2 separate regions of the Homo sapiens genome follow, and region 1 is linked to region 2. A link is a loop called in an ENCODE intact Hi-C map of the cell type or tissue named here. Cell type or tissue: GM12878. All regions are shown on one strand. Each heading gives the region's core, and the rest is flanking DNA. Links, peaks and the distances in the headings are about the cores only.

Evidence for each region. Hi-C counts contacts between places; a loop is a spot of excess contacts. Peaks named below come from ENCODE experiments on the same cell type or tissue, not always from the same donor. Only the 100,000 strongest peaks of a DNase experiment are listed, where the experiment ranks them.
Region 1: it touches region 2 in a loop (3-fold over the local background); 17 of 110 quality-filtered maps call a loop at or near these places.

Annotation. Positions count from the first base shown.
Region 1 is chr21:42,370,437-42,381,692 of GRCh38, reverse strand. TMPRSS3 (transmembrane serine protease 3) reads left to right here. Exons shown (of 13, transcript NM_001256317.3): 10 at 1,481-1,576; 11 at 5,010-5,152; 12 at 5,825-5,977; 13 at 8,914-9,803. The coding sequence ends at 8,931. Among named protein-coding and RNA genes, the nearest start is that of TFF1, 9.5 kb to the right of the region's middle. RefSeq lists enhancers at 4,433-5,003, 8,062-9,010, 11,215-11,256. In GM12878, for the core only: a CTCF peak has its summit at 4,789 (motif pointing left); no DNase peak of the experiment used is centred there.
Region 2 is chr21:42,435,933-42,452,429 of GRCh38, reverse strand. It overlaps UBASH3A (ubiquitin associated and SH3 domain containing A), which reads right to left. Exons shown (of 15, transcript NM_018961.4): 11 at 14,850-14,942; 12 at 9,834-9,978; 13 at 9,012-9,118; 14 at 7,787-7,896; 15 at 4,746-5,373. The coding sequence ends at 5,236. Among named protein-coding and RNA genes, the nearest start is that of UBASH3A, 40 kb to the right of the region's middle. RefSeq lists enhancers at 11,783-11,992, 13,268-13,954, 13,955-14,642 and a silencer at 12,303-12,492. In GM12878, for the core only: no CTCF peak of the experiment used is centred there; DNase peaks (open chromatin) are centred at 11,759 and 12,473; H3K27ac peaks cover 1,858 bases.

The sequences.
Region 1 (11,256 bases), core at 1,267-9,266, 64 kb after region 2:
TAATTTTAGAGCCTTCGTGGGCTGTGTGCTTTGTCTGGTGCCACCTTCTCCCTGTTGGTGCCACCTTCTCCCTGTTGGTGCCACCTGGAGGCAGAAAGAGCTTCTTGAGGCCAGACCAGCTGGGGCCTCTAGGTGGTGGAAGAGAGTCATCCATCTGTAGGGACAAAGAGCACTTTCCTGTCCAGGAGCCTATTGTGGAGGGGTCACTCAGCCAGTGCCTCCCACCTGCCTGGTTTCTCCAGGTAGAGGGGCCATCTTGGTTGAGAAACAGAACCTCCCAGGCTGGCCAGGTGGTGTGGTGGAGTCCTCTCATTTCTTTACAAGCTGAAAGATGCTGGGCACCCTCAGCTCCCTGGAAGTACAGAAAAGTTCTCTCCCAACCAGCAGCTCCTAAAGACCCTGTTTCTTGAAAAAGTCAAGCCCTGCCCTCTGGACATTACGAAAATGCCAGAAGAGCCACACCTGATAAAACTTTCAAACATCTCGTAGATGCAAACAAAGTACTAGGAGACTACTCCCAATTAAATTAAAGCCCTCTTTCCTTCTTAAGAAAGCAGGGAAAGCATAATAAATAGGTTAATTCCCTCTTATTGAAGCAGAATCCTGACCTGAGACCAGCTGCAGGCTCTACCTGGCAGAGTCATTACTGCATCCATCACATGGACACGTAATGCCCAGAAACAAATATTTCCAGAGAAGCAGGAAAATGATTATGGTGGTGCCAGTCTGCCAACTATTATTAATGATATTGGTTATAGGAAATGAGGTGCCAGCACTTGTACTTTGCCAAAGTTTCAAGTGAGTTCTTTTATTCCTTCTCTACCTCTCCATTACTGTTCTGCACAGAAAAGCTCGGGGAACCTCAGGGTGTGTTCACACGAAAGCCCGAGGTATGTGCAGGGCACTCTGGCTTTGGGGGAGGCCCACAGGATCCAGCCCTACACACAGGCAAACTCGTCGCCTCCAGATATCCCAGGAACCATAGCAATATTCATGGAGCCGTGTTCTATAGGCAACACCCACACTGTGATCTAGCCAGGAGTGGGCACGCGTTGGCCTGAGAGCCTGGTCTGCCCCATCGTGTTTTGGTAAATAGACATTTTACTGGACACAGCCACACCTATGTGGGTACCTGTTACCTGGGGCTGTCTTCATGCTCCAATGGCAGCCAGAGACCGCACAGCCCACGAAGCCTACAACATTGACTATTCAGCCCTTTCCACAAAAGGTGTGCTGACCCTGGTCTAGGTTCCCTCACGCTGCGACGGTGGAGGGCTCTTTTACAGTTTTAAGTGCTCTGGGTGTGGTGGATGGGGTAAGGGGCTCCTGCTGTGAGCTGATCGTTTTCAAGTAACCAAGGGCTTGACCTTCCTTCCCTTGGGAGATAGTTTGGGCTCCTCAGAGGCAGAAGCATAGATGAGATTGTTTTCTCGGACTCCTGCTTCAATTGAGTTGTGAACTATTGTTTCCCTTCAAGCAGAAATGATCCAGCCTGTGTGCCTGCCCAACTCTGAAGAGAACTTCCCCGATGGAAAAGTGTGCTGGACGTCAGGATGGGGGGCCACAGAGGATGGAGGTCAGTGGGCTGAAGCCAAGATTCGGAGTCCAGGGGCTCAGAACCCAGAGGGCTGCGGAGGGGGCTCCCCCAATGTCCCATTGTGATGTTCCCATGGGCTGCCCAGATACCCCGGCCAGGGAGTGCATGTCAGCTGCTCGGGACACAGTCAGCCAAGGAACTGTGGGTCAGGAGTCACGGTTCCATTGTTATGGGGACAACATGACCCTGCAGACCTTCTCAGGAGAGAGTTAGACCTTCTCGAACACAGCAGGTGTTTCCCTTTCCCTGCCCGGACCCCCGGCCTTGTTAACTGAGGACATACAGAGCCCACCTAGACAACCCTCCCAGGCTTCATTCAGAACTCAAAGATTCGTATTTGTGAAGACTCTTTGTCTTGTGGGACTTTGGAAGATGTGTTCTTTCATCCTACAAAGAGCAAGTGGAAGCAGCAGCAGATGAGATCGCTGTAATAATAAGGGAAGTAGGAGTGGCAGTAACCATAGTCCATGCAAATGAAGCCCGGGCCACCCTTTCCTTAGTGTGGGTACAGAGCTGGTCATGAGTCTTAGGTTTTTCCATCAATCACTTTCTTTGTTAGTAGGAAGAGGATTCATTTTCCGTGGCTGCCGTGACAAATTATCACAGTCTGCGTGGCTTAAAACGATGGAAATTGGCCAGGTGTGTTCCCTCACACCTGTAGTCCCAGCATTTTGGGAGGCCGAGTCTATGGGATCCCTTGAGGCCATTAGTTTGAGACCAGCCTGGGCAACATAGAGAGACACCGTCTCTACAAAAAATACAAAAATTAGCCAGGCATGGTGGCATGCACCTGTAATCCCAGCACTTTGGGAGGCCAAGGCAGGAGGATTGCTTGAGCCCAGGAGTTTGAGACCAGCCTGGGCAACATGGCAAGACCCTGTCTCTACAAAAAATTAAAAAAATTAGCCTGGGCCGGGTGCAGTGGTTCATGCCTGTAATCCCAGCACTTTGGGAGGCCGAGGCAAGTGGACCATTTGAGGTTCAGGAGTTTGAGACCAGCTTGGCCAATGTGGTGAGACCCTGTCTCTACTAAAAATACAAAAATTAGCCAGGCATGGTGGCGCACACCTGTAATCCCAGCTATTCAGGAGACTGAGGCTGTAGAATCACTTGAACCTAGGAGGCGGAGGTTGCAGTGAGCCGAGATCATGCCACTCCACTCCAGCTTGGGTGACAGAGCAAGGCTCCATCTCAAAACAAACAAACAAACAAACAAACAAACAAAAATTAGCCTGACATGGTGGTCCCAGCTACTCAGGAGGCTGGGGTGGGATTGCTTGAGCCCAGGAATTCTAAGCTGCAGTGAGCCGTGATCATGCCATCATACTCCATCCTGGGTGACAGAGTGAGACTTTGCGTTTAAAAAAACAAAACAAAACAAAAAAAAAGTGGAGATTTATTTCCACACGCAGTTGAGGTGTCTGTAGGGTGGTTTTCCTGGAGGCTCTGACCCCTTTCCTTTGGGTTCTGGTGGCGGCGGCTGCAGCTGCACTGGCATTCCTGGGCTTGTAGCTGGATCTCCAGCCTCAGCCTCCTTCCTCCCGTGGCTTTGCCCCCTGTGTCTCTGTATCTCAAACTTCCCTCTCCTGTGTCTTATAAGGACAGCAAGTCGTTGGATTTAGGGTCCACCCTAAACGCTGGGAGATCTTATGTTGAGATTCTTACCTTAATTACATCTGCAAAGACCCTGTTCCAAATAAGGTTGGGCTCCATAGTGGCAGGTAGGCATATTTTGGAGGGGCCCACAGTTCAACCTAACACAGGAATTTCAGTGTTTTCCACTCAACACCAATTACTTGAGCCCACCCCCAGCTGAAGGCACCCAGGAGCTAACCCGGATGCTTCGAGTCTGTGGGCCTACTTACCCCCCACCCACTGGCAGTGCTGCCCACCTGGCCGAGGGCACTCACAGCTCTCTGTAGTTTCCAACCCACCCACATGGCCCAGGCCCAGTTCTGTGCCAGTGTGGCTGGTCCAGGGCCTTTCTAGCTTCATCAGAACCAGCACCCCTGGTGTGTGGTGGGAGCTGGGACACCAATCTACGCTCCCCTTCCTCTCATGGTGGGCTCTCATTCCGGACCAACCAGCCCACCAGAGTCATTCTGATGACACTGGGCTCTGAAGAGGAGGCTGTGCAACAGCTTCATCCTCCCAGGAGATTCTCCATCCCGCTGCCGATTTTCTTCTCGCTGTCAATCTGCTCTGTCCAGTGCAAAAGGTCCGACGAGCCCCTGTCCTGATGTAGCTTCAGCTCCAGCCTGTCCTGGAATCTTCTCCCATAATGCATTGAGCTGTTTCGCCACGTTCCGGGCAGGAAGCTGAGTGTCTTGTGATACCATGTGCTCCTCAGAGCAGCCCCTCAGGGTCCTGTCATTGTGTGATTTTGTTGTCTCCATGGAATCTATGGAGTCTTTAAAACACCAAGATGCCTGGGTCACAAACCAGCTGAGTTGGAGGGGTCCATCCCTCGGTGTCGGGGGCGTGCTTGGCCCACTGCACGTGGATTAAGTCTCCTGTGACTGTTGCAACAAACGACCCCAAATTCGTGGCTTAAAATGACAGAAAGGTATCATCTCATAGTTAGGAAGGTCACAGGTCCAAACTCAGTCTCAGGGCGCTGGCGTCAAGTGTGGGCTGTGCTGGCTCCTCCTGGAGGCCCTTGGGGAATCTGTCTCCTGCCTTTCCCAGCGTCTGCACTCTGCCCACACTGCTTGGCTCGTGCCCCTCCTTGGTCTTCCGGGGCAGCAATGCCGCATCTTCGAATCTCTCTCTGACTCTCTGACTCTGGTCCCTGCTCTGTCGTCACAGCTTCTCCTCCGGCTCCTCCAAAGACCCCTGTGACTTCGTCAGGTCCACCCTCTTACTTGGGATCATCTCCCCACTCAAGGCCTGTCCCTCAATGCACCTGCAATGTCCCATTTGCCCTGTAAGGTGACACAGTCACAGGTTCTGGGGATTGGGGTGAGAATGTCTTTGGGGTCATTTTTCTGCTGACCATCCCAGAGTTCACAAAGACGCTGAGTGAGTGACCCTCCTGAGCCTCAGTTTCCCTCCCATAACCTGGGGTGTTCTGATGGCTGATTGGGCTGGTGCCCTGGGGAGGTGTCTTGGCCACTGTTGCCCCTACTCCTCCTCCTCTTTGGACACCTTAGGGGAGTCGGTGGCCCTGCCTTGAAGCAGACTGGCCCCTTGCGGCCACTCGTAGGAGGGCAAGCTCGGGCTTGAGGTGCTTCGAGACAGTGGGAGTCTGCTCGTCCCACCCGCAGGGCCCTGTCCTTTTCCGCTGTTGCGACACACCAGAGAGCATCCCCCTCGTCCCTCGTTCCCTCACCCCCCTGGTCTCAGCATGCGCCTTCTGTGTTTTGGGCCGGGCTTCCTTCTCACACACATCCCCTCACTCACTTTGAAGCAGGTGACGCCTCCCCTGTCCTGAACCACGCGGCCGTCCCTTTGATTTCCAACAAGATCTGCAACCACAGGGACGTGTACGGTGGCATCATCTCCCCCTCCATGCTCTGCGCGGGCTACCTGACGGGTGGCGTGGACAGCTGCCAGGTACGGGGCCGCAGCGGTGGGCGAGGCCGTGGCAGGGTGACCCAGCCCTTGGGACAGGTCGTTGCCAGCGTTTCCCTGTGACAGGACAAAAAGTAAATTTACAGGGCGTGGAGAAGAAATTTGCTCAAGATATCACTCCTTTTCCTGGCTGCCAGCCCTGTGTTTACCCAGTGATCTGGCTCTGCGTGGGTGCTGGGTGGTGGGAGGGGACTCATGCTGCTCCCCTCCAATTCTGACTTTGTGGGGGACCACAGGGGAGGCAGGTGGTGGGGAGGCAGGTGGCGGGGAACCAGTGAATCTGGCCCTCCGAAAGCTGCAGTGGCTGGGACTCCAGTTCTACTAGGTGGATCACAGGTCACCTGAGGGCCCTGGCCAGGTGGACCCTCCCTCTCACCAGCTGCCCTTGAGCTTCAGAGGGTCAGGGTCTGCATTCTGGAAGGGACACACAGCTGGAGGCAGCACCCCAAAGGGGCCGAGGGACATCCTCCCTTGGGGATGCTGTGTCTGGAAGGGCTGGTGGGTTCCCTTCTGTAACCTGGGTCATCCATTGGGACATCATGAAGGGGGGTCCCAACTCCATAGCAAGCAGCCTCACACGGCAGACTGTCCACAGAAAGCAATCTCGCATGGCGGTGACTGTCCCCCAATCTTTGCTTCTTTCCTGTCACCCAGGGGGACAGCGGGGGGCCCCTGGTGTGTCAAGAGAGGAGGCTGTGGAAGTTAGTGGGAGCGACCAGCTTTGGCATCGGCTGCGCAGAGGTGAACAAGCCTGGGGTGTACACCCGTGTCACCTCCTTCCTGGACTGGATCCACGAGCAGATGGAGGTGGGTGCGGCGCCCTCCCCAGCTCACGTTGTCCCTGGCTTTTGACCCTAAGGTCCCTTAAATGCAACCCTGGTCTTGCTATAAAAACCAGGGCGTGACCCAGTGGTTGTCAATTCAGCAGCAGTGACTTGGTGGCTCCAGGGTGTCAGACGCTTGTGCTGAAAACAGAGATCACAGCTAGTCCTGGGCAGCTCTGGGTGGGTGCAGCCTGGCAGGCAGAGGAGCTGGGGCCCGGGAGGAAGAAGGAGCCTCACGACATGGGAAAGGAGGAGGCAGCGAGGAGGAGCCCCTGCTGGGATGGGGATGGGTCGGGCGTGCCCCGTGTGCCAGGAGCAGGGAGAAAGTGGGAGGGGGCGGGGGGCTGAGACAGTGCGGGAGAGGACCTTGCCTGCCTGCTGAGGGGCTGGAACCTCGCTGGGAGCCAGGGATGAGAGGCAGCAGTCAGGAGAGGCTTGGGGAGCTCTGCATTGGTGGTGTGGGGGGGTGGGGGGTCCCGGAGGGGGAGGCGTGGAAGTGGGAGGGGCCTGCAGGGGGGCACCCAACAGCGAGGCTGGCTTGGCAGGACCCGGGCATGGAGGGGAAACCTGAGACGGTGGAGGAGGAAGAAGGAGGCTTAGGGCTTCGCTGGGACCCTGGCAGCTGCGTGCTGGCAGGTGAACACGGCGCCTTTCTCATGTGGGCGCCGGGGAAACATTTGCTGGCTTGATCTCAGATGAAGTCTCTCCTTGGGATGGTTTCAAACACAGGAGGTCCTCACTTAATACGGTTGATGGGATCTTAGAAACTGCAGCTTTAGGAGAAACAGTGCGCACAGGCCCTCCAGCAACGTCCTTGCTTGCAATGTAATTTTGTTATAAAGTCGATGAGAAAAAAAAAATTGGTTTCATTATATATCATTTTGCTTAAAGTCGTAGTTTCCAAGAACTAACAATGACGTCAAAGTAAGTACGTTTTTTTTCCCTAATTCAAGTGAAATTTATATAACATACAATTCACCATTTTAAAGTGAACAACCCTGTAGCATCAGCACATTCACAGGGCTGTGCAGACACCACCTTTGTCAGTTCCCAGCATTCTCATCTCCCAAAAGACACGCGGCACCCTAGAAGCACGCAGTTACTCCCCACTCCACTTTTCTCCCCAGCCTCTGGCACCCACCAGTCAGCTTTCTGTCTCCAAGGCTCAAAGACCTTTTTAAAAAGCTCATTTAATTTGAAACAATTGGCCAAGAAAGGACATCAAATGCTGAATGTGCCTCAGGCGTTAATTCCCGTTTTGCTCTCACTGATTTTGTGCTTTAAATGAGAAACTAAAGAATGGTGCCCACGGGCACAGGGTGAGGCCTGGGACTGAGACCTGGGCTAGCTTCACCTCCAGCACTGCCGCCCTGCAGCCCTGAGCACCCCCTCGGGGCGTGGTGAGGGCTGTGCTCGGGCTGGGTGGAAAGTGCTTGCTCCTGCTCACCTTGCTGGGAGAGGCAGCCTGGCCCCATACTAGGCACTGAGTGGCCTGCTATGCTCTTCAGTATAAAGCTCAGCCCAGCCCGCCCGCACTGTAGAAAGGACCAGGATGGACAACTGAATGGGAGACCTCCTCACTGTTCAGGGTGCTGTGGGAGCCTGGGGGGCACAGAAGGGTCGCGTGGGCACAGAGGGCAAAGGGCAGGAAAGGAGAAGCCGGTCCTCCACACGGGTCTGCAGTACATGGAGGCCTTCACGGGACACAGATCCCCAGGGGCTGAGCACTGAGCTGGTGATCCTAAAAGTCCCCCTTAAGACACTGAAGGCGCAAGGCAGAGAAGCCCACCGCCGTGTCTTCCAGCTGTCGTGGGTGAGCTGGAGACAAACGTTCAAAATCAGTCTGGGGAGCCCGCTCACAACGGTTCCATGACGGGGCCACCTCAGCCCCTCCCATGTCAGCACCGTCCTGGGCCACAGAGCCTGTGACCCTCCCTGTACTACAGCGGAGACGACCTGCATGAGGCCCCCCCAGCTAACAAGGGCAGAGTGTGCCTCACATCAGATCCCCGACGTGGCCCCAGTGTGACTGCACAGCAGAATCAACAGATCTCAAACTTAGGGGTGCAGAAGCCTCTCTCAGGATGTTTGTTAAATGTGAAGATTGCAGGGCGTTTATCTGGAGTCTGATTGGGAGGTCTGGGGTGAAGACCCTGGTGAATGTGTTGCATGGGGGCTTCAGGGCACACTGAGAAACCCTGGGAGGGTCTTGGAGGCAGTTTCCCCTGTTGTGGTGAAGCTGTGGTGGAGGAGCTCGTCTGTGACGCTGGCTCCGGCGATGCCTGGGGCCCCTGCTCCCTGCACAACGCCTTAGTCATCCGCTGCCTCCAACCCACCAGTGCATGCGAGAGATGCGCAGCCTCAGACACGCCCTTTCCCAAGTCCCTCTTCAGACGTCCTAGGGGAGACCCAGAAGAGACTTCCTTTCCTGGGAGGCTTTCCAGCAGGCCCGCTGTGCGTTTCAGTTGTCCATTGTGAGGAAAGTCAACGTGAGGGCCTTTGGAAGACTCACTGTCTTGCGGGGAAGTGTCCCGTGTGCTAGTTGGTGGCATGCCCATGGCCTCATCTTCATTTTCATCCAGCACTTTTCTCTATCTAGTTGGGGGTTTAAAACAAAATTGTTGTGACTCAAACCAGAACTCAGGAACATAGTGCCGAGACCTGGAAGTTTCCTACGGAAGTGACGGAACTGTCGCAGGGCGGAGATGGGACCTGCGGATGCATTGCTGGTTGGAGCTTTTCATGCCTGCCTGGGATCCACTCAGAGCTGGCAGCCCCAGGGGGAGGCCAACCTTGTCTTCATCGTGGAGAACAGCCCCACAATTCCCACAGGGCAAAATGCAGGTGCCCGCTCCGTCATCATGTTGGACGGATGGCTGGAAGTGCTAAAAACAATAACGCCTTTGTTTTCATTTATAGAGAGACCTAAAAACCTGAAGAGGAAGGGGACAAGTAGCCACCTGAGTTCCTGAGGTGATGAAGACAGCCCGATCCTCCCCTGGACTCCCGTGTAGGAACCTGCACACGAGCAGACACCCTTGGAGCTCTGAGTTCCGGCACCAGTAGCAGGCCCGAAAGAGGCACCCTTCCATCTGATTCCAGCACAACCTTCAAGCTGCTTTTTGTTTTTTGTTTTTTTGAGATGGAGTCTCGCTCTGTTGCCCAGGCTGGAGTGCAGTGGCGAAATCCCTGCTCACTGCAGCCTCCGCTTCCCTGGTTCAAGCGATTCTCTTGCCTCAGCTTCCCCAGTAGCTGGGACCACAGGTGCCCGCCACCACACCCAACTAATTTTTGTATTTTTAGTAGAGACAGGGTTTCACCATGTTGGCCAGGCTGCTCTCAAACCCCTGACCTCAAATGATGTGCCTGCTTCAGCCTCCCACAGTGCTGGGATTACAGGCATGGGCCACCACGCCTAGCCTCACGCTCCTTTCTGATCTTCACTAAGAACAAAAGAAGCAGCAACTTGCAAGGGCGGCCTTTCCCACTGGTCCATCTGGTTTTCTCTCCAGGGGTCTTGCAAAATTCCTGACGAGATAAGCAGTTATGTGACCTCACGTGCAAAGCCACCAACAGCCACTCAGAAAAGACGCACCAGCCCAGAAGTGCAGAACTGCAGTCACTGCACGTTTTCATCTCTAGGGACCAGAACCAAACCCACCCTTTCTACTTCCAAGACTTATTTTCACATGTGGGGAGGTTAATCTAGGAATGACTCGTTTAAGGCCTATTTTCATGATTTCTTTGTAGCATTTGGTGCTTGACGTATTATTGTCCTTTGATTCCAAATAATATGTTTCCTTCCCTCATTGTCTGGCGTGTCTGCGTGGACTGGTGACGTGAATCAAAATCATCCACTGAATTCCAGGGGCTCCATTACTGTCATCTCTCCTGTGTGCGTTGTGGACTTGGCATTCTTCTGTCGGAACAGGTTGCTCAGCAGATCAGCATCAGCTCGTGTCATACACAGAACTCAAAAGTAGAGCAAGGCCAGGCAAAGTAGTGGGTGTGAGCGGTGGCCGGAGGGAGTGAGCAGTGGCCGGAGGGAGTGAGCGGTGGCCGGAGGGAGTGAGTGGTGGCCAGAGGGTGTGAGTGGTGGCCGGAGGGAGTGAGCCCTGTACAGAGGGAGTTAGCAGTGGCCGGAGGGTGTGAGACCTGGATGGAGGGTCTGAGTGGTGGCCACAGTGTGTGAGTGGTGTCCGGAGGAAGTGAGTGGTGGCTGGAGGGTGTGAGACCTGGATGGAGGGTCTCAGTGGTGGCAGTAGTGTGTGAGCAGTGGCCGGAGAGTGTGAGTGGTGGTCAGAGGGAGTGCACGGTGGCCAGAGAGCATAAGTGGTGACTGGATGGTATGAGCGGTGGCTGGACGGTGTGAGCCATGGCCGGAGGTTTTGAGTGGCACCCGAAGGGTGTGGCCGGAGGGAGTGAGCTCTGGCTGGAGGGAGTGGCCAGTGGCAGGAAGGTGTGAGCAATGGCCAGATGGTGTGAGGGGTGGTCAGAGGGAGTAAGCGGTGGCTTGAGGGAGTGAGTGGTGGCCAGAGGGTGTGAGTGGTGGCTGAAGGGTGTGGGCTGTGGCCGGAGGGAGTGAGCAGTGATCAGATATGGGACCTGGACGGAGGGTTTGAGCGGTGGCTGGAGGGTGTGGGCAGTGGCTGGAGGGTGTGGGTGGTGACTGGAGGGAATGAGCAGTGGCCACAGGATGTAAGACCTGAACGGAGGGTTGGAGTGGTGGCTGTAGTGTGTGAGCAGTGGCTGGAGGGTGTGAGTGGTCGTTGGAGGGAGTGATCCCTGACTGGAGGGACTGAGCAGTGACCGGAGGGTGTGATTGGTGGCCAGAAGGAGTTGGCGGTGGCTGGAGGGTGTGAGCGGTGTCCGGAGGGAGTGGATGGTGTCTGGAGGGTGTACCACCAAGGACGCCTTTCTGATCGTCCTGCGTCCATGCTCAGTCCTGGATCTCCTCTTCCCTTTCTGGGTGTGTGTGGCTCTGGAAGAAGCTGGCTAACCTGACGAGGTTACCGCCCTACTGTCACCATGGAAGCATAGCGCCTCAGCCACTCTCCCTGGAGGAGCCTGGCCTCACACTCCAATCATTCCCCTCTCCTTCTGGGTTAATTTGAGGAATGTGGTCCCGCTCCATGCTGTGGGTCTGTGCCTCAAGTTCCCTGGCCAGGAAAGTACCTGCCTCCTCCAATACCTGAGGACCCCAACCCCAGGGCCTCAGCTGGGTGTCCTTGTAAAGGGTCCCTGGGGTGGCAGTTGCTTTTT
Region 2 (16,497 bases), core at 8,035-16,034:
AGTAGGGGAGGGCCAGGGATGCTGCTGGACATCCCACAATGCACAGGGCGTCCTCTGACAAAGATGTATCTGGCCCCAAATGTCAATAGTGCCAAGGCTGGGAAATCCTGGCCTATAGGAGCAGAGAAGCTTTGCAGGGGGGTCACTGGTCCCACTGGACTTGGGGCTGCCTGGAAGCCCGGCACACGGTCACTATTGCAACCCCTGGGAAGGAGTGACAGACAAGACGATGAGAGACCGCAACAACAGGACAAGGCAGACACGACTGACATGAATTGTGCAGAGGACGCCTGAGCTGGGATTCAGGGGCAGCAAGGTGGGCTGGCGGCCAGGAGGGCTTCCTGGAGGGGGTGGGCTGGAACTGGGCGGCATGAGAAGCACAGAGCTTTCCCAGCTTACCTTTTACTTTTTAACTCTATGATAGTTTTTATTTTTATTTATTTATTTATTTTGAGATGGAGTCTCACTCTGCCGCCCAGACTGGAGTGCAGTGGTGTGATCTCGGCCCACTGCAACCTCCGCCTCCCAGGTTCAAGTGATTCTCCTGCCTCAGCCTCCTGAGTAGCTGGGATTACAGGTGCCTGCCACCATGCCTGGCTAATTTTTGTATTTTTAGTAGAGATAGGGTTTCACCACATTGGCCAGGCTGGTCTCGAACTCCTGACCTCAAGTGATCCACCTGCCTTGGCCTCCCAAGTGCTGGGATTATAGGCGTGAGCCACTGCGCCCGGCCCATGATTTCTTTTTTTTTAAATATTTAAATCTTTGATGTTTTTTTTTGGTATGAGGAATGAGGAGTGATTCCAACCTTCTTTTCCCCAAATGTGATCCAGTTGTCCCAGTGTCATTTATTTAATCACCTTCCTTCCCCCACTGCTATGACTGCTCCCTTTACTGTATATACCTACATAAAAGCAGGTACTTACCATAGGTCCTGCCCTCAGGTCAAGCGACCTCGATGTTACTGTACTTTAGTTGTCCTGCACATCCCTTCTGAACCACCTCTCCCCTATGGTGCATAAGCTCTGGGTCTGGGAGTGATGGGTCAGGAGCCACCCATGTTCTGATGAACCCCAGTTCTGGGAAGGCCTCTAAGATTTCCAGTTATCTGCTGTTCCTGTGGAAGAGCAGGTGCTTACCATAGGTTTAAATATGGTATGAGGATATGAGGATATAAAAAATACCATGTTTATAGGGTTAGGGTTAGGGTCCCTCCCCCAACACTGGGGATTACAATTCAACATGAGATTTGGGTGGGGACACAGAACCAAACCATATCAGTCTCCAACATAGCTTTTCAGGGGGACACAATTCAGCCCATGGTAGTGGTTCTCACCATGTCCTGTGGGCCATCCAGCCCTAAATTCCTCCGCAGCCACTCCCAGGCTCCTGGGGCCTTCTTGGGATTTGTGGCTGTGCATTCGATGCTGCCATTTTCCTTTCTTCCGACTTCTGATCCTTGCAGAATTGTTGGCTGGTTGAATTTGGGTGGGGGAGGGAGCATTCAACTCAGCCCATAATATGCACCAATATGAATCACGTTTAAAAAAGTCTCAAATTTGGTTCTAAAATAAGATGTACTTTGGTGGACGGTTATGATAGCTCTTTCTTCTTAGACGAGTGCAGCAGTGTTTGCCAGGGCCAGTGCTTGGCTTGGTGGTCCCAGGCCTGTCCTTAAGCTCTTCAGCACCACAGGCTGCAGCCTGGAGACAGGCACTGGCTTAGGCCTTTGGCCCCCTTGGCTGCCCAGCTTGAGGCCGGCTCCGCCCCCTTCTCACCACTTTCCATCTTTCCAAAGAACCAGGTCTCGGAGGGGAACATTAAGCTGCAAAACAACATTGTCATCCGCTCAGCCTCAGGGAACGCTGGTAGAATTCCCTTTCAGGCTTGTTTTTTTCTTTTTCTTTTTTTTTTTTTTTGAGACGGAGTCTTGCTCTGTCGCCAGGCTGGAGTGCAGTGGCGCGATCTCGGCTTGCTCCAACCTCCGCCTCCCTGGTTCAAGCGATTCCCCTGCCTCAGCCTCCTGAGTAGCTGGAACTACAGGTATGCGCCACCACGCCTGGCTACGTTTTTGTATTGTAGTAGAGACGGGGTTTCACCATGTTGGCCAGGGTGGTGTCGATCTCCTGGCCTCGTGATCTGCCCGCCTTGGCCTCCCAAAGTGCCAGGATTACAGGCATGAGTCACCATGCCTGGCCCAGGCTTGTTTTTTTTTTCAAGCACACAGTGAGGAAGTCAACAAGAGAATGTGGGTGGGGCATGGGTTGGGATGGCGTTGGTGACAGGACGTCCACTTCCAGACGGTGTCAGCAGGGGTCAGACTTGGCTCACAAACACCAAAGCGACCCACCCAGGGAGAGGAAGGAAAAAAGAGTGTCTTTTGTTTTCTTTTTTTGGGATTTCCTATTGGTTCATAGAGTAGACAGTTTACACCCAATCATGATAATCCCACCAGGCATTTCCGTCTCTGCCCTTTTCCAGCCCAGCTCTGTCCGCAAGGCTCAGTCCATACAGCGAATGGTTCCTTCTGGAGGAACAGAACCACTGAACTGGGGTCCTCTGCCTTGGGGGTGGAATGAGGGTCTGACAGAACCAGAAGCATAGAATATCGAGAAAATGCTATTTCTTGCACACTAGATCTGGAGATCTGGAGATCTGAGTTTCAAACCCATCTCATTCTCCTTGCAAAACCTGTGAGCAGCCCAGCAGGATGAGAGGGGAATTACCTGTGTCTGGCTTTGCCCAGGGTGGAGGACCTGGAAGCTTCACCCCTGAGAAGGTGAATCCAGAGATTCATTACAGACCACCTGAACACGTGACTGTGATTTCAATGCCATACCTTGACTTGCAGCACTTTAATTCATCATCATGATTAGCGAGCGTGGCACTGTGGTATCCAGGAGGGACTTGGACCCAACCACACACTTGCCGAGGAGAAAGAACAACCACCCAGGTGCCCAGCGGTGGGGTGTATTTGTTGCAGGACGTACTGCCCAGCCACCTACATCCCAGTGAATCCATCTCTTCTCTAGTCGGTATCTGCTGGGATGCGTCTAGAACAATCTCCCTGAAGACGTCATTTCGGTATGGCCTGGACTCGAAGCAGGCCTGTGAGTGGGGTGCATGCTCTGCTCTCTGTGGCTGTGTCAACTTCAAACTTCTTTATGTTTGGACACAGAAAAACTACATCATTAGTGAAATAAAACAAGGGACAGACAGATGCGTCTTTTTCTCAGGAGGTCGTGTTTGATTGACTAAAACAGCAAGGAAACTTTTATTGGGTCTGGCCTCCTGTGCATTCTACACAATGTGGGCCGTTTTTGTCACAGCCCGGGGTGTTCACCATCTTTATTTCTACAAGAGCTCCCTTTGTGTTCTGCCCTCCACTTGCCTGGGTGCTCACAGGGGAGGCTGAGGGTGCAGCATGGGTCCTTCCTGCCCTGTCTCTGCATTCACACTATAAAAGGCACTCACAGAGCCACCACCACAGCCCCAAACTGCAATCATGAAATAACACCTGCACTGGATCAGGGGGCTAGAAGAGATGAAAGACCGATGGACTGTCACTACACCGTGCTGGGATCTCTGCCTGCAGCATGAGGCACCACATGTGTGGGCTGTGGGAGCAGGTGTGACCTGTGGGCTGGGGCATGAGACTCCCCACTGGGGAGACCCCATCCCCTGCTGGACCAGCTTCCTCAGCATCACCATCATGGACAGACTCCACTTTGCTCGTGGCCCTTCTTTTGGGGCCCCATTAAATCGGGGGAGCCTACTTCTCCCACTGGCAAAGTCCTCTTCTCTCCTCTACGTGATCAGAAACAAGAATAGGAGAAGCCAAAAAAGGCCTGCAAGGGGAGTGTCTCAAATCCCTATGTCCGAGGCCCTGTACGGGCAGCTCCGCTGTGCTTGGAAGGATTGGGGTATGTTATGGCAGGCTACAGGATAACCCCCAAAGATGTTCATGTCCTAATCCCCGGGACCTGGGAATATGCAACTTTATGTGGCAAAAGGGACTTTGCATGTGTGGTTAAGGCTCTTGAGATGAGAATTGATCCTGGGTTATTGGGTGGGCCCAGTGTCAACACAAGGGCCCTTGTAGGAGGGAGGCAGGAGAGTCAGAAGCAGAAGGCGATGTGGCTGTGAAGGCAGAGACTGAGAGAGCTTGGAGGCTGCTACGCCGCTGTACTTGAGGAGGGAGGATGCAGGTGGCCTCTAAAAGTGAGAAAAGGCAAGGATCCTCCCCTGGAGGCTCCAGAAGAAACATAGCCTGCTGAGAAAATGCCAACCTCCAGAACCGTAGGAGAGTCAGCGTGTGTGTGTGTGCATGTGAGCGTGTGTGTGCCTGTGTGTGCATGTGTGTTTGTGTGTGTGCATTGCATGTGTATGCCTTTGTGTGCATGTGTGCAAGTGTGTGCATGTGTTTGTGTGCTCATGTGTGCATGTATGCATGCACGCGTTTGTATGTGTATGTGTGTTTGCATGCTTGTGTACCTGCGTGTGTGTGCATGTGCGTGTGCATGTGTGTGCGCATGTGTATGTGCACGTGTTTGTGTGTGTGCATGCTCGTGTGTGCCTGTCTTTGTATGCATATGTGCATGTGTGTATGTGCCTGTGTGTGTGTGTGTGTGTGTGTGTGTGTAAAGTTTGTGTTCTTTCCATGACCCCCAGGTTTGTGGTCATTGGTTACAGCAACCACAGAGACATAGTAACATGAATGTTGACAGCACGGAGCAGCAACCCAGTTTTGACCTGGTCGATGGTTTTCTGGGACCATTTTATTGACTATTACACCTGTTTTAGCCCATGTGGATATGGCTAAAGAGTGATGGACCCAGAAAAAGAAAAAACGATTGGGAATTTAATGATTAGACCATGGAAAATGAAGTGGTTAGATCCTTCGTGTGTGGTGAGTCTTTAATTCCTGGAAGTTAGAGTCCCGGGCAGTTGTGTCCCCAGCTGCAGACACTCGGTGTACATGCTGCAGGGCGGCATCCTCACCCAGCCACCTGCCCTGTGCTCCCCGCAGCTGGGCTGGTGGACGATGGGTCCACAGATGGGAGTTACAAAGGCGAAAGCCGGAGGGAAATATTCCGGGATATAAAAGTGCGTCTCGTGCTTCTACAAATCACATTGGGTGAGACTAAGACGCCTCTGGAAACAGCAGCATCTCCCAGCCTCTGCACATGGTTTCTGCCTCTCCACTCTGAGGTTATGACAACATCACCGTGGCTCTCAGTTGCCTGAGATCCAGTTCCTCCAGTTAAATGCTGCGTTCGCCCCGTGGGTCAGGGTCTTCACCGGTGGGTTCACCAACTCCCATTTTCCTTCCTCTTTATTTTCTTCACAGAAGCACATGCCCAGGGAAGGGATCTGGAACAGAGTTTTAAATCACTTGTTAATATCTTATAGCAAGTCCATCAATTTCAGACTAGCTCCAAAGCCAACTGTCAGGCACACCTCTACTTTGGAGGGTCTGCGACTGCCCAGGCTGGCACTGCCACCATTGAATGGCACCAACATCTGCCCTGGCGGTGCCCCGTGGGGGATGTCCCCTAGCCAGGGGACACTGGGTAATTCCGGAGACATTTCTGATTGTCACAACTGAGGATGGAGGTGCTGCCGACACCTAGCAGGTAGAGGTCCTACAAGGTGGTACATCCTACAATGAGTAGAACAGCCCCCACCACAAAGGTCTGCAGGCTGAGGTGGAGATTGCCATCCACCACTTAAGGAGTGACTCATATTCTCATATTCAGCATCACAAAAAGACACAGACATTGAGTTTTCAGACCCAAAAGAAAAGCACAAAGTGAACCTTTAGACCTCCATCCCTTCATCTGTGAAATGGATGTGTGAGAACAGAGCTTTGTGGTGAAGCCTTTTTTGTTTTTGTCTTTTCTTTTCTTTCTTTCCTTCCTCTTTCTAATGTCTAGAAATTCCTCAGGCAGATGAAATTTACAAAAATGCCAACTGGCAGGGGGGTCTGAGTGAGGCTGGTGTTGACCCTAGGGTGATTCTTTCCTCACGCTTGCAGAGGCTGTGGGCGAGGGGCGGTGATGGGCTGGTCGGGGAGGGTCCTGAGTGCTCCCTTTCCAGCTGCCCTGATTTGGGGGCCCATCATTTGGTAGAGCCCCCCCTTTGTATTTTCTGATATGCATGAGCAAGTCCAGCTTATTTTGGGGTAGGGGCAGGGTGAACGCCACGTGACCAGCATAAGAAAGTCCAGGAGTTTGGAAGTTCAAGATTGGCATCTATGGAAGGGGGTGAAGGGTCCAAGGAGTGGGTGGAGCTTTGGCCACAAAGGCTCATGGGTTTGAGGAACTGTCAGCAGCTGGTGTGTGCAGTGCTGCCACCCTTGGTTACGTGGGCCCCCAGGAGCGCCTGGGGCTGGAGGCTTGGTATGTGTATATGGGACTGTGGGAAGCGGGGCAGGGACAGGAGGAATGCATCAGAGCGCATGTGTGGGAGACCCATTTGCAGAAGCAAGAGCAACATTTTGGGAGCAGGTGGTGCCGGGGCTGCCCCGGACAGTCCCCAGGAAAATCCATGCAGACCTCTACCAGTGTGGCCCAGGGGGGTTGAGCTGCCCTATTTGGACAATGCTCACCTGGTGGCTCAAGAATCCAGGGCGCTCGGAAATGTCTGGATCATAATTGGGACACACCACCCTGGAGACATTTTGCAGGGGAAGCATGTTTCTACTCAGGTGCAGAGGAAAATGGAGCAAGAAAGGGAGATTCGGGTGTCTGATGCCTAATTGCTGAGTGACAATGACCCACGGCAGGCATGCTCTTCATGTGCGTAACCTCTCATCTGGCTGCTGAGGCAGGCGTAGCTAGAGAGCTAAGCCCTCCTGCAGGCACCTGGCTGGTGTCACTGGGCTGGGCCCGGGAGTTGGGCTCCTCTGAAGCCCCTGACCTCTTGGGGGGACTCAGCAACCCCCACTGCTGCCCACAACTTATGGCAAACAAGCTGTGGCCAGTGTGGTCCTGTGGCAGTGCTATGTGAAGAAACCAGGTCAGGGCCTCAAGCACCTCCGATGACAGGCATTGTCTATGCTGCACGTGCTGCCTGGGCACTGACCAGTGGACTGATGAATTTCATAAAAAGGTCAGGACTGTGGTGAGTCCAGCCTTGAGTAGATCTGCAGGGAAGGGCTGGGACTGGGGTGGGATCTGCACTCCTGAGTTTGCCTGCCTCAATTCACCCATGGACTGGACATCACCCTCTGGCTTTGCTGAGTGATAATCAAGGTTGTCCAAGATGTCACGTGTGCGTTATCCTCTGTTTGTCATTCACAAGGCCCTTGCCAGAGCCTGAGCACTCTGGCAGCTACAACCAGCTCAAGCTTCTTCCATGCTGGGTGACTCCAAGGGCAAGAGGATCAAGGGGCTCCTTTTCATCCATCAGCCGCCCTGCCCCAGGTCCCCAGAAGAGGCCAGAATCGAGTCCCACAGTCGTTTCTTCCCTCCTCATCTAAACTGCTTACTCCTTCCTGGACCGTCTGTTTTTCTACGAGAGCTGCAAGGGGTCATGGCATGAGCTGACTGGTAAAAAGTTGGCAAGTGGCCAATGATGATGAGGTTGACTGACCTATCCACCAGCCCCAGCCCGAAGTCACCCTTCGCATAAGAGCCGGTGGGCACAGTCTCCGGGGGCACGTGGATCCTGGTGGCCCTGGGTCAGCCGGACACTTGTTTTCATTCCGAGAAGTGGATGAGATAAACCTGTGTCTTCGGGATGCTTGATTTTGTGGCCCAAAGAGCCAAGAGTGGGCGCGTACCTTTCTCACGAGTTGGGCAAAATCCCCACATTCCCGGGGCGGCAGCCCGAGCAGTGGCCGCGTGCAGGAGTCCAGAGTGGAGCCGTGACTCACAATTAGGATGACACCCGCTGTGGAAAACAAGAACACCTCCAGGTCAAAGCAGCCCCAGAGAGCACCTTTTATTAGACTGGGGTCCCCAAAGTGGTGGGGGGCAGAGCTATCTCAGAGTGCCCCGAAGCCTGGCGAGACCCCCGGGCTAGAAGTAGTGTGGCTGGTAACCGCTCAGTGATGCCTGCGTCCCACCCTCGCTCATGGATTCCTCTGCACGCAGCAGCTGCCCACCAGCCTCAGGGAGGCCTAGGAAGTGAGCTGAGCCACCCCCTGTGGTCGCTGGCTGCCTGGGCCCCGTCAGCCACAGACTGGGATGTAGCGGTGGCTGACGCCCAAGCCAGACCTGATTCACTTTAGAAAGGTCAGCCGGTTATTTTGTCACACGAGCCTGCTACGACTCCTGCTTTAGATAAGAACACCTGGAGACCACAGGCCGAGTGGGTCTCCCTCAGGAGACACGCTTGTCCCTGCCAGCTCAGGGGAAGGCGTGGGAAGTCAGCGCTTCTGTGCATGCTTCATCCAGGACAAAGCAACACGGGAGGGTTAGGAGACCCGTGTGATGGGTCAGGGAAGGGGGCGCCACCTGGAAGTTGGTTGTTCTTTCTCTCTCTGTCTCTTTTGTTTCCCAGGAAGCTGACTCAAATCCCTTGGACATGGGTGGATTGTGTGACCCTGCTGGCCTGGGTCCCATCAGCATTCAGTCCCAGGATGGGGGGTTCCAGGGCCTGGGCGGCAGGGGAGTGTGTGTCTGTGCACCCGGTTACTGCACCAGCAGCAGCAGTGATGAAAACTTTGTTGCTGGAGAATGGTGGGGGGCGGGCAGGGGAAGTGGGGGCATTCATAGGTTCAGAAAATCGGCCAATTTCCATCTCAGAGATCATTCCCCTCCCATCAGCACTCAGTCCCAGGATGGGGGGTCCCAGGGCCTGGGCGGCAGGGGAGTGTGTGTCTGTGCACCCGGTTACTGCAGCAGCAGCAGCAGTGATGAAAACTTTGTTGCTGGAGAATGGGGGCGGGGGCAGGCAGGAGAAGTAGGGGCATTCATAGGTTCAGAAAATTGGCCAATTTCCATCTCAGAGATAATTCCCCAAGCCCCAGGGGCTGTTCATACTGAGGATGGTGAGGCACTTACTGTCCTGTGGACAGGTGTTGACGATTTGCACCATGCTCGCCGTGCACCTGTCCATGTACTCCTGGTAGCTCTCGGCCGGCATGAGGGCGGACAGGGGAAACGCGGGCCTGGAAGGATGAGAAGGAGAGGCTGCTGCCCTGGCACTTTCGTAGGGATTAGGAAGGCTCAGCTGCAGTTAGCTGGGGAAGGAGAACGTTCTTCCAGGATGGCTCTGCCTCAAGGCAGGCTCATGGTCAACAGGCAGGCTCCAGTTTTGTGCTGAAAACTGGCAAAGCACTGACAGTCAATCTCCAGCACACATTCTTACTCAACACCAGGAGGGCTCTGTGATGGCAGAGTCAGACATGGGTGGAGAATGACAAAGACTCTCTCCTTGACTAAACTCCAGTCCAGCTCCTCTGAACCTTCTTCTCAATGAGGTCTTGACCCTTGGGCTTCTGTGTCTGTTCTTGCAGAGTGAGTTTAGCAAGAACCTCCTACCTTCGACATCTGATCAAGTTCCTTATCCTCTACCACCCCCCAGGTGATGTCTGATCACCTTGGCCTGCCTTCAGCAAGAGTCTCCATTTAGGTCAGTTTAGCAAGAATGACCCACCTTCTCAGGAATTTTCCATCCACTGACCCCCACCCTGCTCTGTGGCTATAACTCCCCTCTTTTCCTTGTATTAGGAGTTGAGCCCCACCTCTCTCCCCTGCTGCAAAACCCCACTGCAGTGGTCCCTCTTGAATAAAGTCTTTCTTACCATTTTAACAGTGTCATGAAATTTTTCTTTAACAATAACTGGAAAAGCCCCAGTGGCAGAGAACTTTAGAACAGCATACCTGTAATCAGTGTCAATGTTGAAATTTGCCTCTTTCAGCTCTTCCAGGCTCATGAGGGTTGGGGTGGTTTTGCCAGCTTCCCATTTTGTCCATTCAAAGATTCCAGGTTCCACTCGTATCTTGATTTTTTTCTCCAGTTTGAGTTCTGGATTCAACAGAATACAAGTGTTTATCATCCTCAACATCCACCCTGACTTTGCATAAATAAGTCTCCTTTTAGATCTCAGACCGTCACACACACGTCTAAATCATGCCTTTTAAACAGTGTGATTTTCTTCTTGGCAAATACCGTTCTGTGATTAGGCATAGCTGTGCTATTTCTGAAGTCAAAACTGACGAGCAGTGGGAAGGTATCAGAGGAGTGATGGCCCCCTGTGTGCCAGGAAGGGCCAGAGTCTTCCAGGAGCTGGTGAGTGTCCCAGGCAGCAGGCTTAGGCTGGGGCTCACCTGATCACCCAGCACAGCTCCACCGTGAAACCAGCCCACCGGCTGCATCCTCCAACATGGCAGATCCAATGATCAATGGACAAGATGTGACCCATCATGAAGAATGTTGGCCTCATGAGGCACTTTCCTGATAAACACTTACACAGACGGGGCAAGAGGTGAAGAATGGAAGGAGCCATCTTCTGGAATATTCTGACTCCCTGCAACTCACATTTCCCAGGCATTTTATATTTTGATTAAAGGAAGAGCCATAAAGTAAGGCCATCTCTTTTTGAGTGGAAAAAAAGACCTGAATGTTTTCACTGGGAATGGAGAAGATGTCATTGAACTCAAATGCTGGACATAAAATCAGTTCCTCAAATGTGTTTTAGGTCCATGGAAGGAGCTCTTTCATCAAGCATGCTTAGAAAAGAGAGTTAAAGCAAGTTAATCAGGCCCCCAAGTTCTCCCCAATCAACCAGGCCCCCAAGTCCTCCTTCATCAACCAGACCTCCAAGTCCTCCCCCATCAACCAGGCCCCCGAGTCCTCCCCCATCAACCAGGCTCCCGAGTCCTCCCCCATCCAACCAGGCCCCCGAGTCCTCCTCCATCAACCAGGCCCCTGAGTCCTCCCCCATCAACCAGGCCCCCGAGTCCTCCTTCATCAACCAGGCCCCCAAGTCCTCCTCCATCAACCAGGTCCCCGAGTCCTCCCCCATCAACTGGGCCCCCAAGTCCTCCCTGATAAACCAGGCCCCCGAAATCTCCCCCAAGCCTGTGAAGAGCTCATTTCCATTGTGAACAAATAAGATGAAGGAACAGTGTGAGAGCTTCCCAGACAGGTGTGGCCATGGGTCTCTTTCCTTTGAAGACCTCTTGCAGGCCAGTGTTTTGTGGACTTGGCTGTGAAATGGTTCATGTGGACATTCTCTGACATTGAATTTAAACAAAGTTGAGCACCTTAGCATCTCAGACACCATCTGATAAGCAGGTTGATCATGTCTGAGGCCTTGTAAAGAAGACTGGGTGTCCTTGTTTTTCTGAATTAACAGAGGATTTATAAACCCATGCCCTTTAAACAGGCATCATCACCATCATCATCACCATCATCATCATCTGCACTTAAAGGTCACTGAGAGATCACATTAAAGATTTTGACATTATTGCTGGCAAAAGACATTTTTGAAAGCTTTTTATATGCAAGTGACCCAAATAATAGAAGTAAAAAAATCCACCAAAAATGGGAATAAGTGTGTTAATGAGGAACCACGAACAATGACAAAAAAAAGATAAAATTATGAAGTGTTTTCAGTCAGTCGTATTCTTTTATTACAAAGGCTGGCCAAGAGATTCCTTTTTTATTCGTTGTTGTTATCGTGGTGAGAGAGGTTGGGTAGGGAAAGAAAGACGAAGGTTTTCACTAGAAGGGAAACTTGCAGGCTGAGGCAGTAAAAGCCCCAGTGAGAGGAGACTGTTGTTGCTGGCCTGGCAGGCACAGGCGACCTGGGGACTCTCGCACGGCCTGCTAGTGGGCGGCCAGCCAGTGGCAGAAACCAAAGTGATTCTGAAACTTAGTGGAAGAACAGCAGCATCTTAGGTGGTTTCCAACAAAATGCGCTCATTGAGTGGTGGGGTGCAAAGACCAGCGACAGGGGAGAAGAGGGGAAACTGAGGCACAGGCCTGTTCCCCTCTTGTCATATATTTGTGTGCATTTCTTGCTTGGTTCACATCTTATGATTATAGGTGTTTGGTTAATTATAAATACATTGATCCTAAACAACCAGGGATGAAATTGCTATATATCAATTTTGCTTTATTCCATCATAGTTATTAAGAGCCACCCTCACACTGAAGGGTCCCCAGATACTCGGAGACCCTGCCCCTTCACATTTCTGATCTTGCCACCCTCGTCCCTCCCAAAGCGCAGAGCTGGAAAGGCCACGTCCTGTTTCTCAGGCCTTCCTGAAAACACGAAGGCTGGACCTGCTGCTGTGAGCATGGGAACAGGGAGAGGCGGACATCGCGGGACCCTGTCACCTGGGCTGGGGTCATGGCTCTCAAAGATCACAGCCTCCTCCTCTGCGGTCTGTGACTCAGCCCCCAAGTGAAACCCCAAGGGGTGTATGTGGTGTGTGTGGTGTGTGTGTGGGTGTGTGTTGTGTGTGTGGTGTGTGGGTGTGTGTGGGGTGTGGTGTGTGTGTGGATGTGTGGTGTGTGTCGTGTGTGTGGTGTGTGTATGTGTGTGGTGTGTGTGAGGTGTGTGGTGTGTGTGTGGTATGTGTGTTCAGCGTGTTGTATGTTATGTGTGTGGTGTGTGTGTTGTGTGTTGTGTGTGGGTGTGTGTGGGTGTAGGTGGTGTGTGTGGTGTGTGGTGTGTGTGTGGTGTGTGGTGTGTATGTGTAGTGTGTGTGGGTGTGTGTGGTGTGTGTGGGTGTGTGTGGTGTGTGGGTGTGCATGGTGTGTGTGTGGGTGTGTGTAGTGTGTGTGTGGCGTGTGGTGTGTGTGTGGTGTGTGTGGATGTGTGTGCTGTGTATGTGCATGCCAGCGTTGTGAGGAGAGACAAGGATTGTGGAAGCCTTGCTTGCCCTCGGGTGGAGCTGCCTCTGGCCTCCGGCTACACTGCCGTCAGGCCTTTGGGGATTCGCGAGTCCTTTCGTGGTTTGGTCAAAGAAGCTGATATTGTTCTTTGATCTTCATCTGGCTCATTGAGAGCCCAGAGGTGCCGTGATGCAATCAACATGGGAACCTCCAAGGCAAAGTGAAGTAAGTCTGCATTTCTGTCTTGTGACCCGAGATGCCGTGCAGAGGGGTGGGGTCCTGTGCCACAGTTGGGTGGGAAATGAAAGGATGAAGCTGCAAGACTGAGGTGGGCAGAAAGTGTCTTGACATTTTTAAGTGTGTGGAAGGTGGATCGTGGATGCTCCATGCTGATACAATGGATTTCTGTGCCTCGTGAAACTAGGACTGGACTATGGGATGGAAAGTTCATGAGAGCACAGGACAGGAATGATGAGCCTGAGAGGCTCCGGGGTGGAACCAGGTCCGCTCCTGGCTGGGGCTTCCTGGGCACCTGGATTTGAAGGTGCTCTGAGGGAGCGTCTCTGACGGGGCGAAGGGGATCTGAGGACATGGGAACCGGCAATGCACATGTGTGCATTGAATCCACTGCTGTCCCAACGGCTCCTCCTGTGAAGGTCCCGGCCCCTCGTGGCCCCGGCTCTGATGTGGCCCCATGTGCAAGTCCCAGCAAGACCACCATCTGCGGGATGGCTCCTCCATGGCCCCTCCATTCCTGCCCACCTCCTGCAGGACGTGGCTTCCTCCCTGCCTTGAGCATCCATTCCTTCCACCTGGGACTTGTCATTCTAGCCACTGCAGCCCCGCCATGGTGCAGTGCCAAACTCTGCTGTCTCCAAGCAGCCCCCTCGTGGACCTTGAGCCTCACTCAGATCACCTCCTTTCTCCTGCACTCACCTCCCCCGTGCTCGGCCTCCTCGCTGACCCAGCTGAAAGTCCATGGGCACGGTCACCCCCTCACTATGCCCTCAAGTCTTCCTGTCCCCTCTGGCTCCACCGTACTCACAGCTCAACCCTGCCCTTACCTGCATCCCACTCTCCACCTACTCCCGGTCTAAGCTGGAAGAGACCCCCTAGCCCGGCTGATGCATCTCCATTTAAACTCATGCTCATGAACTGTGGGTGGGCTCTGAGTGCTGCCCAGCGGTCACTCTGCATCTCCCAGCCCATGTCCTGGGCCCCTCTGCCTGACAGCCATTCATTCCTTCGGCGCACCCCAAACTTCCCACAGTCCCTGCCCCCACTTTCCGCTGGTGGCCTTACTTCCTAGGTCTCTGAGAAAGTCGAGGCAAGCCCTGTCCCCCACATTTGCCCTCCTGCTGCATCTGTGTCTGTGTGCTCTGCCCTCTCCCTTGTCACCATGGAGGCGACATGCTCTCTCGCATGTCACCCATGCTCCTGGCCACGGCCAGTCCCTGCCTGGGGACCGAGATCTTATCCCTCTTCCCAGACAAAGAGGAGCAGGACAGGGTTCAGGCTGAAGGCAGAGCCCAGGCCTCTGGAACAAGCTGCTCTCCTATGGGCAGGAACTTTCTTCTTCCCGTAGATGGGAGCTGCAGAAGGGTCTGCCCAGGACTTCCTGACACACATCAGCCCTTGAGGACGCTGGACAGCTCCACTGGCCCAGTGCATTGCCCTGGGAAGGGTCATGCAATTCAGACTTACAAGGAACCGTAGCAGTTCCCAGCTCTCAAGGTTTTCGAATGCCGCTTTCCAGGTGTATTTTAAAAATGCCTAGCTGACGGAGGCCAAAGAGAAACGGTATGAGGACAGGCCCTGGCATTTAGCTACACCAGCCCCTACTGGTCTGACGGTCCTGGTATTCCAGACACGCTCACGGACCCAGCATGCCTGCCAGCATCCTTGGAGGGCTGGCTCGTACTTGCCTGATGACTTTGGTGTGGGCATTCATTGCCAGTCATCCAATTCCACCTCCACTCCCTTCCCACTCCCCTTGGAGAATAGCCCCAAGGTCAAGGCAGTAGGAGAGGCTCACCGAGGTTCTCACTGACCTTCCAGGATGAGTTTGGCCGTCTGCACACAGCGGAGGGCTGGGGAGGCAAACACAGAGCTGATTCTGATACCACTGTCCAGTAGCGCGTCCCCTGGAAAATAGTGAAAAAGGCAGAAAATGCCCCTTCATAATTCTAGCCTCTGATGGCAGATGAGCCATGTGCTCCCTGTGGTAGGCAGGGTCCTCAAAGGGCCCCGGGTTTCCACCCCCTGGTGTGACACACCCTGCACAGCCTCCAAGTATGGGTGGAACCCATGACCAGAATGATCTGTTGCTCCTGGGACAATTACATCCTATGGCAGAAGGGAAGGGATCCAAGGTGGGGCTGACAAGTTGGTGAGCCCATTAAAAGCAGTGATTATCTCCAGCCAGTCATGGAAAAAAGTCAGAGAAGTGTGAAGTGAGAAGGATTCAGCAAAACATTCTCCATTGCTGGCTGCAAAGATGGAGGGGACCACATGGCAAGGAATGTGGGCAGCCTCTACTAGGGCTGGGAGCAGCCCCCAGCTAACAGCCAGCAAGGAACAGACCTCAGTCCTCCCACTGCAAGGATCTGAATTTGGCCAACAGCAGAATGAGTCTGGAAGGAGACTTGAGCTCCCAATGAAAACTCAGCCCAGCAGAGACCTTGACTTCAGGCTTTAAGACCTTCAGCAGAGAAGCAGCCTCGTGGGCCTGGGCTTTGGATCTGCACCACTGTGAGCTCAGAAATGGGCGGGGCTTCACATTTGTGGTCGTTTGAGAAAACTCAAGACCCACTGAAGCTCGTGGAAGGAAAAGCCTGTACTCTGCCTTTCCCCCTGTGATACTGGAAGCCCTGCTCTCAGGGAAATATGGGAGTCCCTACAGCACAAAAATTGCACAGCCTGAAAGCTGATGAGCGAGGTTTCAGTGGAGGCTCTTCTGGGTTGAACTGTATCCCCTCCCTTGAAAAACATGTTAGAGTCCTCACCCTTGGTGCCTTAGAATGTGACTCATTTGGAAACAGGATTTTTACAGAGTGATAAGTTAAAATAAGGGTATGCACCTCAATCAATTAAATTAGGGTGGGCTCTAATCCAGTGTGACAGTGCCCTTCTAAAAGGGGAAATCTGTGCACAGAGACATGCAGAGAAGAGAAGAGGAAGACAGAAAATGTCACCTGCAAGCCAGGGACAGAGGCCTGGGACCACCATCTCCTCCCGACTCAGTGTCCTGGGAGCTCACACTGGGAGTCTGGAATCAGTTGTCGGGGAGTGCAGTATTCTCACCACTGCACTCAGCAAGTGCTATAACTCTATGACTCTAACTCTATAGCTCTATAACTAACTCTATAACTCTATGACTCTATGACTTTATAACTCTATAACTCTAATTCTATAACTCTATGACTCTATAGCTCTATAACTCTATAACTAACTCTATAACTCTATGACTCTATAGCTCTATAACTCTATAATTAACTCTATAACTCTGTAACACTATGACTCTATAACTCTATAACTCTATGACTCTAACTCTATAATTAACTCTATAAATCTATGACTCTGTAACTCTAACTCTATAATTTTATGACTCTATAACTCTATAACTCTATGACTCTATAACTCTATAACTAACTCTATAATTCTATGACTCTATAACTCTATAACTAACTCTATAACTCT